Linked DNA regions of Homo sapiens: region 2 is linked to region 1. The links are chromatin contacts, found by Hi-C or POLR2A ChIA-PET in ENCODE. All regions are on one chromosome and are shown on one strand. Each heading gives the region's core, a stretch centred on a gene start or an enhancer-like site at or near the end of the contact. The rest is flanking DNA. Distances are from core to core; before and after follow the strand shown. Region 1 holds the start of INVS (inversin). Region 2 overlaps COL15A1 (collagen type XV alpha 1 chain).

Region 1 (5,724 bases), core at 1,431-3,930:
TCAAAGTTCCAAAGCTGAATGCCTACAAGGACCAGAGAGGTAACAACTGTTAGAAACGTAGGGAGTCACAGAATCACGGTAAACTCAAGCATATGTACTTATCTAAAGGGAGCAGCTGTTAATCAGCTCCAGTTAATTGCTGCCATGAGGGTAGGCAAGTCCTTTTCTGATTTCACCAAAAAGCAGGTCACGCCAATCGCTGTTACTCCTGGGGATCTGAGAGTTTTCTAAGATAAATTTATAACGGATGAGCTGGTATTTGTCTTGTCATCGACAAGGATTATTGGTTCAAATTCTGCCCTTGAGAGAACATATTAATACTTTCTTAATTATGGTAAAGCACAGCTCCTTACGTCTTTATTTTGCTGACAATTTGAGTTAAGGACTGGCAGAAAATATGGAGGAAGAGGGTGTTGTGAGACACTTCAGTCATGTCTGAGTCTAACAGTCATGTCAGAAGAACTACTGTCATATCCAGGATTATATTAAGGTTATTTGAGAGAAGCTACAAAATAGAGGTGGAGGTGAAAACATGGGAGGGGAGTAACTGCACTTGGGTTCTAGGCCCAGTTGTATTTATAATCAGCAGTGTGTCCTCAGGCTATGTCAGCTTTCTAGGTTTCTGTAAAATGCAAAAAATAATAAGGTTAGACCATGTTCACATTCGTTCATTCAACAAGCTGAGTGACAACTATGTGCTAGGCACTGTTCTAAACTCTAAGACCTGTCATTTTTCATTCTAAGTGATCAGAGTTTTAGGCACATCAGAACCACAAAAAAAGTTCTTTATACCCTTTGAAAAATACACTAAAAATGTGATCTCTGTTTTATATATATGTGTGTGTGTGTATATATTATACATATATAAATTATATATACACATATATAATATATATAATATATATACATATAATATATATATTATATATACATATATATTATATATATAATATATATTATATATATAATATATATGTATATATATTATATATATTATATATATACATATAATATATATACATATATAATATATATTATATATACATATATAATATATATATTATATATACATATATTATATATATATTATATATACATATATTATATATATTATATATACATATATTATATATATAATATATATTATATATACATATATTATATATATTATATGTACATATAATATATATATTATATGTACATATAATATATATATTATATGTACATATATAATATATATATTATATGTACATATATAATATATATATTATATATACATATATAATATATATATTATATATACATATATTATATATATTATATGTACATATATTATATATATTATATATATATACTTTTTACTTCATAATTCTTAGCACTTAGCACAGTAACAGGTATATAGCCAGTACTCAGTAGATGTTTGTTGGATGAAAGGTCACAGGCTGAGTGCTAAGTCCAAAAAGTGAGCAGGATCAAAGTTTAATTTCTTGAATAATGAGTTCATACTTACAAGTCTCTGCTCTTTTAAAATTTCCCATTTCAACTATCTTTGGGCTCTGTCAGGGGCGTGGACAAGAGATAGGAGCACTAGTCTAGGAGTTAGGCCGCCTTGGTAAGAGTATTGGCTCTATCACTGTCTAATTTTGTCACCCTGAGAAAGCCATTATGCAGGGCTCTTTTTTTTTCTTAAGAAAAAATGTATTTTTTGCCCCTTTAAGAAAATAAATCATTTTTTATAGAAAAAAGTCAAAACCACTTTGATAAAGTGCTATAAAATGCAAAGGTGTCATCATCCTTGCCTAATTATACAACAAGCCCGTGTAATAAATGCTCTAATAATTATAACCGTACAAAACTAGAGGTACTGCAGTCACACTCATAGGAAGAGTAATTCTGATTAGGACTAAAGGGTTGGTTGTTCGGGAAGTTCTCAGAGATGGTGACATTTAAGATAGCATTCCAGAGAGAGAACGGGTAAGGCCATTCCAGGCAGCAGGAAAGCTGAAGCAAAGGCGGGAGCAGGGAGAACCACAAAAGCACAGTGTGCCTCCTGGGTACTAAGCAGAGATCGCGTGGGCTCCTGGACCTCACTGAGTGTTTGCAGAAGAAGCCGCAGAGCTACCTGGGGCCAAGTTAGGATCCTCGACTGCTTTGCTAGGGAATTTCGTAATTATACTGGAGGAGCGATCCACGCCTTAGCAGCAATCACTCACACAGTTTTCCAGTTTACGACGTGCTATCCCATCCCGTACCACATCTACTCCTTACAGGAGCCCTCAGAGACAATCAGGGATAAGTCATTGACTCATTCAACTGAGGCCCCGAGTGGTGGCTCTGACTTTATAATGCAGGAATTAGAGCAGAAAGAAGAGGCAGCGGGCGAGGAGGCCAATGATGGAGGCTCAGGCCACAGCCTAGGCCAGGAAGGCCGTGAGTCTGCAGCAGGGGCCAAGGCGGTGCGGACCGAATGATCTGAGCCTCCCCAGCCAGGCCCCCTCCTACTCACCCTCGCCTCCTCCAGGACTGACGTCCCGGGGGCGGCTCCAGGAGGCGCAACCCGGACCGGGCCGCCCCTCCTGCCGGGCCGGTACACTATATCCAGCCAGGTCAGACCCCACGGCGCTGAAGCTAGCCGAGCCCCTCAAAAGGCCGCCCGAGGCTTTCGGCCGCACATCCTTCTGGGAATTGTAGTTCCCATCCTCTGAAGCACCGCGTACACCCGCCCTCCGCCCTTCTATCCCACAGGACCCCGCGCGCAGAGGACTCAGTGGACCGGGGCCGAGAGCCCAATGGGAAAGGAAGTTCTAGATGACGGACGACGTGCGGGGTGAGGCTAGTGCAGGACTACATTTCCCGAAGTGCACCGAGGTGGGCAGGACCCGGAAGTGAGGGTGTGAGAGGCCTCTCTGGAAGTTGTCCCGGGTGTTCGCCGCTGGAGCCCGGGTCGAGAGGACGAGGTGCCGCTGCCTGGAGAATCCTCCGCTGCCGTCGGCTCCCGGAGCCCAGCCCTTTCCTAACCCAACCCAACCTAGCCCAGTCCCAGCCGCCAGCGCCTGTCCCTGTCACGGACCCCAGCGTTACCATGCATCCTGCCGTCTTCCTATCCTTACCCGACCTCAGATGCTCCCTTCTGCTCCTGGTGAGTGAGGGAATGACAGACCCATCGACAAACGCACGAACGGCCTCCGGCCCTCGCCCAGGGGGAACACTGCTACTCCTGCCCCTGCTTTTCCGTCTTTTCCTGCAGTGTTTTGGAGTGCACCCTCCCCCGCTGCCCTCACTCTCGCCTGTCGGCTTCCAGGCGCGGAGTCCCCGAGGCCTGAGAAACCAGTGTCGGGGGAGAATGGGAGAATTAGCCCTGAGGGACTGATACGTAGTCACGGCGTAGGAGCTTCCCCTTCTCCCCGAAGTCCGGGGGTTTCGGTTTCGAGGGCTAGTGGACCTGGTGGTAGCTTGAATCGGAAAAGACCAAGCATAGACCTAGCGTTCCTTCCCACCCTCTCCATTTGGGAAGAGTGTGAGGTCGACAGGTGCTGGGGTTGTGTGACTCTCACTGGGTCTAGATCCCTGAAGCGGTGCCCGGGTTGGCAGATCCCTCTGTTGTGGCTTGATGCGATTGGTTGGGAACCCGGAACTGGAGACTGGTTTGGATTCCACTGGGAGAATAGAGTTTGAAGGGTGGAAGGTGTGGTTACCTGACAATCTCAGCTCAAGGCCTCCCTCAAATCTTATTGCAACGTATTTCCCCATGGAAGCAGATTTCTTCTTCATTGCGCCTTATTTGAATATGCATTCATTCCTAACTGCCTAACCTGCTCAGCATCATCCCATCTTAAAAGAATCTTTCCCTAGTCCCTCTTGCCCCAGAGTACGTCTTGAGTGTGCAGACTAATTGATCCAGGCTTCAGGTCAAATTGAGACAAAAGCGAAGGACTAAACACGTATGGCAAAATGGCTTATATTTAATTGGGCTGTTAATTATAATGTAATATTTGAAAGTACCTTAATTGTAGTAGATTTTTAGAAATTCAGATTTAAACATTAAGAACTACTTTCTTTACAATTTAAGAAACGATTTAGTGACGCATATGAAGTCACACAGCTAGTTACAGGCAGAGCTGGGATTAGAAACAAGTCTCTTGACTTCCAGTGCTTATTCCGCCATATCCCATTAAATGTTTAATATTTGTGTTTGAAATAGTTCTTTCTTTTCTTTTGTCACTTGGACCTTTTCGGAAAAAGCACTGTAAAAAACTAAATGGCATGTCAAAGTACTTTTGAGAACAAAAAGTTGTGTATAAACATTGTAATATTAAATGATAGAGTGTCTTATTGCCACTTCTTATAAGTATACAACAGTGAATGACTTCTGTATCGAGGAAAATATTCTGTATAGTGTTGTTTCTTGGTGATTTCATTATACACTGTGATACATTTTTCCTTCTAGAAGTGTTAGAATAATACCATTATTAGAGACCACTCTCTCCTTAAGAAGACTGGATACTAATCTTATCCACAAAATGGCTTGAGTTATGAATTGTGTGCACTTTTAGGAAATCAAAAAAAAAGGGCAAAAATCTTAAGATATTGTAAAGAAAAGTTGAGACACTGAACAGGCAAACTATATCAGATGCACTTTCCTCAAATGGTATGGTTTGGTTGTAAAGCTAAGTTATGAAGAAGAAATAATTTATTTTGGAATAACTCATGCTTTTTATAGAAAAACCTAATCTTGTTAAATATGAGTTTTTTCCCAAATAGAATCTAGATTTAACTAAAATCTAAGCATTTTGTATAATTATCTTTCTAAGCAAATGTAAAGGCATAAAAATCTGGAAAATATGTTAGAGAATACCTGTAGATATGAAAAGGCTGAAAAAGCCCCAGAAAAGGTTTAAACTAGAATTACAAGTCAAACTAGATTTAATTGGAATACAGTGTTTACCTAGTTTTAATACTCATATGCTAGTTAGCAAATATTTATAAAACATCTATCCTGTCTAATCGCAACTTTGAGTTGCTTACTTAACTGGTAATTCTCTCCTACTGATGGAACCTACTTACTCAGTATTCTCGCTGTCTAATAATTTGTCCTCTTTGTTCCCCCGTGTACTTTTTTCCTACTCTTCCAACTTTCTCTCTCAGACCTCAAGTTTATTCCTTCTTACATACAGATAAAGAAAAGCCAAGTTCCCATTTAGCTGAGGTCATCATTTTTTCCTTAAATGGCCTCCTCTAAAAAGCTGTATATTCTCTTACTATGATAATTTTCTTCAGGCACTTTGTACCTCAACCCTAAAGAACTAGACCTGTTCAAATTTAGTGGTGTTCATATAAGATAACAGTTGAAACATAATCCCAAACTTCTGGAGGCAAGTAGCTATCTTTTCCCTGATCTCAAAGCATTTTGGAATATATCACTCTGCCACAAAGCCTTTCTGGATGGGTAACTAAACACAAAAGCTCAATGTGATAACTTTTTTTCCTGAGCTTTTATATGTATATATATCTTTTATATATATATTTATTTGCGTCTATATAGATTTTTATTTACATATATTTAGATAGATAGATTTAATTAGCCCTTTTCTGCTTATCTTCCTATCTAAGGTGGGTTTATTCAGGGTTTTCCGCTGGGAAAATGATCAGTAAGGGGGATAGAAATCTTGCCTGTTTTTCCTGCACTGGTTGTGTACAAGTTTTGAAAAGGCGAGATAAGAGAAA
Region 2 (5,724 bases), core at 1,030-3,529, 1.0 Mb after region 1:
AAACAAAAATGACAATATTATGTGAGTATAAAGACATTTACAAATTGTCAATGGAGTTATCTTTGTTTTGGTTTGGGTATTAGCAAAAGCACTGGTAAGTTTTACCACTTCTATTTTTTTAAGCTACTTGGTGGCACTAACATGGTTAAATGGTGTTACTTCATGCTGGTCCTTGAAGAGTTTCAAATTTTTCATTTGGAATAAGAAAGGCAAGCAAGTGAGCAACTATACTTAAGGTCTTAAATCTTTTTTGTCTAGCTTGGTAGTTACATTAAATGCATGATAGAAAATGGAGGTCTGTAATTTCTCTGCCTAGAAAAGTGCCAAAGATTAGACAGCCATTTGGCATATCTAGAAGCACATACAGAAGCTACAAAAATCTATTGAATAGCATCAAATCTCAAAGAAATAACGGCCAAGAGAGTTTTTATTTTTCATTGTAACTGAGAAAGATTATAAAATATTAATTTTCACCTAGCCTTGAAGATAATGGCTTTGTGCATCAAAATGACTTAGATATCCCCAAGGGAACCAAATATCAGAATTCCATCATATGTAGGACAGTTCTTTCTTTTGGCAGCCAAATTTTGCAACTAACATCCAGCAAAGATCAAAGAGCATTTTTGGACTCCTGACATCCTTGTGAAGTATTTGTCCATTTTTCTGTGCATTACAGTAATCTTGGAGTGCTATGTCTTGTTCCAACGAACTGCAGGGTAACGAATGTGCCAGAGATGTTCTTTGGCAGAATGGAGAAGACTGAATTATCCAAGTAAATCTGACCAGCACAAGGACCTGTTGTAACATTGTTTATGCTCTTGGGCTTTTGTTGTTTTGTTTTTTCTTTTTTTTCTAGAGATGGGGTATTGCTTTTTCACCCAGGCTGGAGTGCAGTGGCACAGTCATGGTTCACTGGAGCCTCGACTTCCCAGGCTCAAGTGATCCTTAGCTTCTCAAGTAGCTGGGACTACAGATATGCACCACCACACCCAGTTAATTTTTACATTTTTCTGTAGAGGCAGGATCTCACTATGTTGCCCAGGCTAGTCTTGAACTCCTAGACTCAAGTGATTCTCCTGCTTCAGCCTCTCAAAGTGCTGGGATTACAGGAGTGAGCCACCGCACCCGAGCAGGTTTATGCTTTTTGAAATACTATTATTGGTGGCCAGGCGTGGTGGCTCGTGTCTGTACTCCCAGCACTTTGGGAGGCCAAGGTGGGAGAATCACCTTGGTGGCCCATGAGTTCAAGGCCAGCCTGGGCAATGTAACAAAAACCCTGTCTCTACAAAAAAAAAAAAAAAAAAATTAGCCAGGTGTGGTAGTGTGCATCTGTAGTCCCAGCTACTCTGGAGGCTGAGATGAGAGGATTACCTGAGCTCAGGGAGGTTGAGGCTGCAGTGAGCCGTGATCTCACCACTGTACTCCAGTTTGGGTGACAGAGTGAGACCCCGTCCACCCCTCATCCAGCAAAAAAAAAATATATATATATATATATATATAAAAATATATAAGTAATATGATTGGTTCTTGTTATAACTTAGTCAATTAAGGATTCGAATGGTGGAACTTACATATACATGATTTTGTTTTTTCACGTCTTTTTACTTAATAAGTCATCCAAATAGATAACAAATCCCTTCTACTATTTATGGAATTGCACCAAGCCTACTATCATGAAGGCCTGATCCCCAAGGGATGTCAGACACAGGAGATCGTAGGCAGAGTTTTAAGTATATCTATCCCAAATGGAATGATGACTACACACTGATGATAATACTGACCAGGTTTCTGGATCCGGGAAGCCCTGGCTGTCCTGGAGGGCCAGGGGGACCTGGAAGGGCCACAGCTAAGACAAAACAGAAAAGAGAAGTTACACAAAAACCACACTCTGAAAAATGTCTGAGGTATCAGCTGACTCCCGGAGAGAAGTGTGTTCAACCCCATTCACAGCGCCACAAAGCATCCCAACTTCCACCTGTATCTTGGGTGCTGTGCCCCCAGCGTGTGACTTAGGCCACATTGACTGGTTCAGGGAAGAGCTGGGATTCTTGATTGTTACCCTGGATGAAGCCATGGCTAGTGCTTTTCCGTTTCATAAGTGAATCAATTCCTTTTGTGGTTGTTTTATAAAAGCCAGCTTAAGTTGAATATTTTGTCACTTGCATTCAAAAATGTCCTGACTCATATAACTTATTTCACCCAAGAGACAAGCATGTGACACTGAACAGAGGAAGCAGGCTCAGAAAGAGGAAGAGAAGGCTCTAGGGAGTGGGAGGAGACCAGGGTGGTGCAGTGACAGTAGCCCTGGCCTTGGGGCCAGAGACATGGACTCAAGTCCTTAAGTTTGTCCATTCCTAGCTGTGTGATCTCGAGGAAACAGCAAGCTCTCCAAAGCTGTTTCCTCATCTGCAAAATGTAAAATAGGCATTTCTTCTTCCCTGGGCTGCGGTGAGAACTGAGTGCTTTGAAAATTGTACATGTACAGCATTCATCCGGCCAGGAGCTCTTAGCTTTTGAAGAGTCACAGTGCCCTTAAAAATCAGATCAAGGTTAGTGCCCTCTTTCCCAGAGAAATGCACACATAATTCTATAAAAAAATATTACTGGGATGACAAATCCTGGAGGTATATCCTTGAACTCTCTAGGAGTCTATGATTCCTCAACTGAAAAGCCCTTACTTTAGGCAAACATAAAGTAGTATAATTACAACTATTCCTTTGGCTGTTCTTCTACCTCTCTCATCCTCTGCTCACCCTACCCCCGACAACTCCTCCAAATCTGCCAAGCTCTTGGCAGAATTAAGGGTGTTTTTACAAGCCCCAGTAAAATTATACAGTCCTTCAGGTCGTTGCAAGCAAATGTTCAGTTCCAACATAGGACTTGAACACCCACACACAGGTGGCAAATGTCTAGTGGATAGAGGGCCAGTGGACTCGGATTTGGATCCCAGCCATGCCTCCTAATAGAATTTGTGACCTCAAGTAAGTCTCTTCACCTCTGTGAGCTTCAGTGTCTTCATCCGTGAGATGAATTTTATAATAATATCTGTTTTATCTTCCTCCCAGGGTTGCTGTGAAGACTACATGGGATAATGGCCATGAAAGTGTTTTGTAAACTGAATTGCTATACATTATGTGAGAAGCAATCCTTGCTCAATGCAGCAAGGCATCCCGGCAGCCCTAATGTAGTGTTGCTGTGGACAACAGTTTTTCTCCACCTTGCACTCACCCTGTAATATGCCTCCACCTCCTGTAGTCCTACTCCTCCCTCATGGCTGTGTGGGCACCTGTGGTTCCATACACTCGGCACCTTCTTCCTTTGTAGGACCAGTGTCCTCATCTCCTTCTCTTGGGACCTTCCCTTCACCTCTACAACCATTTGGTTCCAGAAAGAGCTACCATGTTCTCATGTGATCCGACCTCCTGGTCATAGGTGATTTGTCCAAGATTGGGTACCTCACCCAAGTCAGGCCCATCAGGACCCTTCTCTAGGACTTCCCCATCCCAGGACTTTTCAAACTAAAATAGTAAAAGAAGTTCAAGATTTCTAGCTGACAGTGGAAGCTGTAAGTTGTCAGTAACCATATTTCCCGCTGTGCAGAGGATGTGGTTTGTGGTGAGGAAGCGTGAAACTGCATGCAGAGAGAAGCCGAGACAAGAGATGGCCAGAGAATCCTTGCAGGGGTTGAGTCCCTGGCTCTGGCTGTTCCTGAGGTCCAGCTGTTTATCTACCTCTCCCACAAGTTGACTGTTCACTCCCTCCTTCACACCCAGTACATTTCCCCTTTGCTTGAGCTACTTTGAGTTACGTTTCTATCACTTGCAGCCAAAAGATCCAAGGCTAAGTCAAAGCCCCAGCCCCAAAGTCACCTCCTGTGTAAAGCTCTCCTTATGCCAAGGACTCTGTAGGTCTCTTTCCAGGTATGCTTCCACCATACCTGGCTCCTGCCAAGCCAAACAACAAAAAAGTATGCCTTCATGCTATTATTGCTGCTATTATTGTCTCCTCCAATGGACATAGTAGAAATAACACAGGCTTTGGAGCTACACTGCTCTGGGTCTGAATCCTGTTGGTGTCACTTATTAGCTGTGTGACCTTGGAAAGGTTCCTAAATGTCTCTGGGCCTCACTTTCCTTACCTGTACAATGGGGATGTTAATGCTTTTTTTAAAGTGTTGTTGTGAGGTTTCAATAAAATACCATAGCAAAGTGATTAGCAAAATGCCTGGCATCTGATACATGCTCATTACATAGAGATTTTCTTTAATTTTGCCAGTTTTGCATATGAGGAGGTGAGGCTCTAAAGGATGAATAGATTTTTATATACAGAGTTCCAGTCACTGCTGGTCATTAAGACAGGTTCTCACGCCCCTAAGGCATTGACAAAGCAGCCAGGAAGTTTCCACTCACATGTGAAAAGATGCTCAACATCATTAGTCATTAGGGAAATGCAAACCAAAACCACAGTGAGATATCACTTCATACCAAGTAGGATGGCTATAATCAAAAAGATACAATGAGGATACCATAATATGGGAGGAGAAATTGGAACCCCCTCATACACTGCCACTGCTGATGGGAATGAGAAATGTTGTGACTCCTTCGGAAAACAGTCTGGCAGTTCCTCAAAAAGTTAAACATAGAGTTACCATATGACCCAGCAATTTCTCCTACGTATATACTGAAGAGAACGGAAAACATGTTCACATAAAAACTTGTACACGAAAGTTCATAGTAGCATTATTCATAATAGCCAAAAAGTAGAAACAACCCAAATGTCCATGAACAGATTAATGAATAAACAAAATGTATATCCTATACAATGCAATATTATTTGGCCACAGTAAGGAATGAACTCCGTGCTGCAACATGGGTGAACCTTGAAAACACTGTGTTAAGTGAAAGAAGCCAGACTCAAAGGGCCATATATTATATGATTCCATTTATATGAAATGTCCAGAATAGGCAAATCTGGAGACAGAAGTAGATTCATGGTTGCCCAGATCTGGTGGAGGAGAGGGAAAGAGAGAAAAGAGAACAACTGCTAATTGGTATGAAATTTCTTTTTGGTGTGATGAAAATGGTCTAGAATTAGACAGTGGTGATGACTGCATAACTTCATGAATATATTAAAAACTACTGGATTAGACACTTTAGGTGGGTGAATTTTATGATGTGCAAATTGTATCTCAATTAAAAAAAAAAGAAAGAAGGCGGTATCCAGGAAAGCCCTCTGTTAGGCAGTGCAGCTGTGACAAGCCACCCAGATGCTGTGACCTTGAACACAATGGTAGGGACAGCATGAACAAGGGCACTGTTTACGGCACTAACCTGCTCCCAGGATAGCTGGAGGTCCTGGTGGCCCCGGGGGCCCCGGTGGCCCAGGATCACCAGGTCTTCCAAAGCCAGGTGGCCCAGGCAGACCAGGAGCACCTGGGGGTCCTTGGGGCCCAACGACTGTCTCCCCTTTTTGGCCCTGTCAAGGCAAGCACACAATAACAGAGAGAAAGCATCATTCATCACTCGAAGTCCCATCTAGTCCTTTTATGAGAATATTTAAAAGAAATCAATAAACACCAGCTATTGTTATTACTATCCTCAATCTTGGGCACAATTCAAGGTGGGGTAAGGCCTCCAAGATGGCAGCCCAGTCATTATGTTGAATGATTCTACAGAGAACCCCAGAGACTCCTGGAGGCAGAAGGGACCTTGGAGATCATCTAGT

The links. Hi-C counts contacts between places; a loop is a spot of excess contacts on that map. ChIA-PET counts read pairs that join two places held with the same protein, here RNA polymerase II (POLR2A). Pooled maps may share reads with other maps.
Region 2: a loop to region 1 is called in a map of natural killer cell, with 21 times the contacts of the local background. The contact joins the enhancer-like site here to the promoter of INVS in region 1. A Hi-C loop is called at or near these places in 1 of 168 maps with a recorded cell type or tissue (natural killer cell), 1 of 37 single-sample maps with no recorded cell type and 9 of 50 pooled maps. POLR2A ChIA-PET finds 5 or more read pairs at or near these places in 1 of 52 experiments (K562).

What each region holds. Positions count from the first base shown.
Region 1 is chr9:100,096,199-100,101,922 of GRCh38, reverse strand. INVS (inversin) reads right to left here and starts at 2,680. Exons shown (of 17, transcript NM_014425.5): 1 at 2,507-2,680. It overlaps ERP44 (endoplasmic reticulum protein 44), which reads left to right and starts at 2,923. Exons shown (of 12, transcript NM_015051.3): 1 at 2,923-3,139. The coding sequence starts at 3,083. RefSeq lists a silencer at 2,407-2,616 and enhancers at 2,857-2,996, 3,007-3,076.
Region 2 is chr9:99,056,011-99,061,734 of GRCh38, reverse strand. COL15A1 (collagen type XV alpha 1 chain) reads right to left here. Exons shown (of 42, transcript NM_001855.5): 35 at 5,331-5,475; 36 at 1,782-1,846. Among named protein-coding and RNA genes, the nearest start is that of TGFBR1, 46 kb to the left of the region's middle. Within about 2 kb of position 2,279, at least 18 of the 41 ENCODE cell types and tissues checked have a DNase peak (open chromatin) inside an H3K27ac peak, as active enhancers do; they include natural killer cell, where a contact is called at or near this core.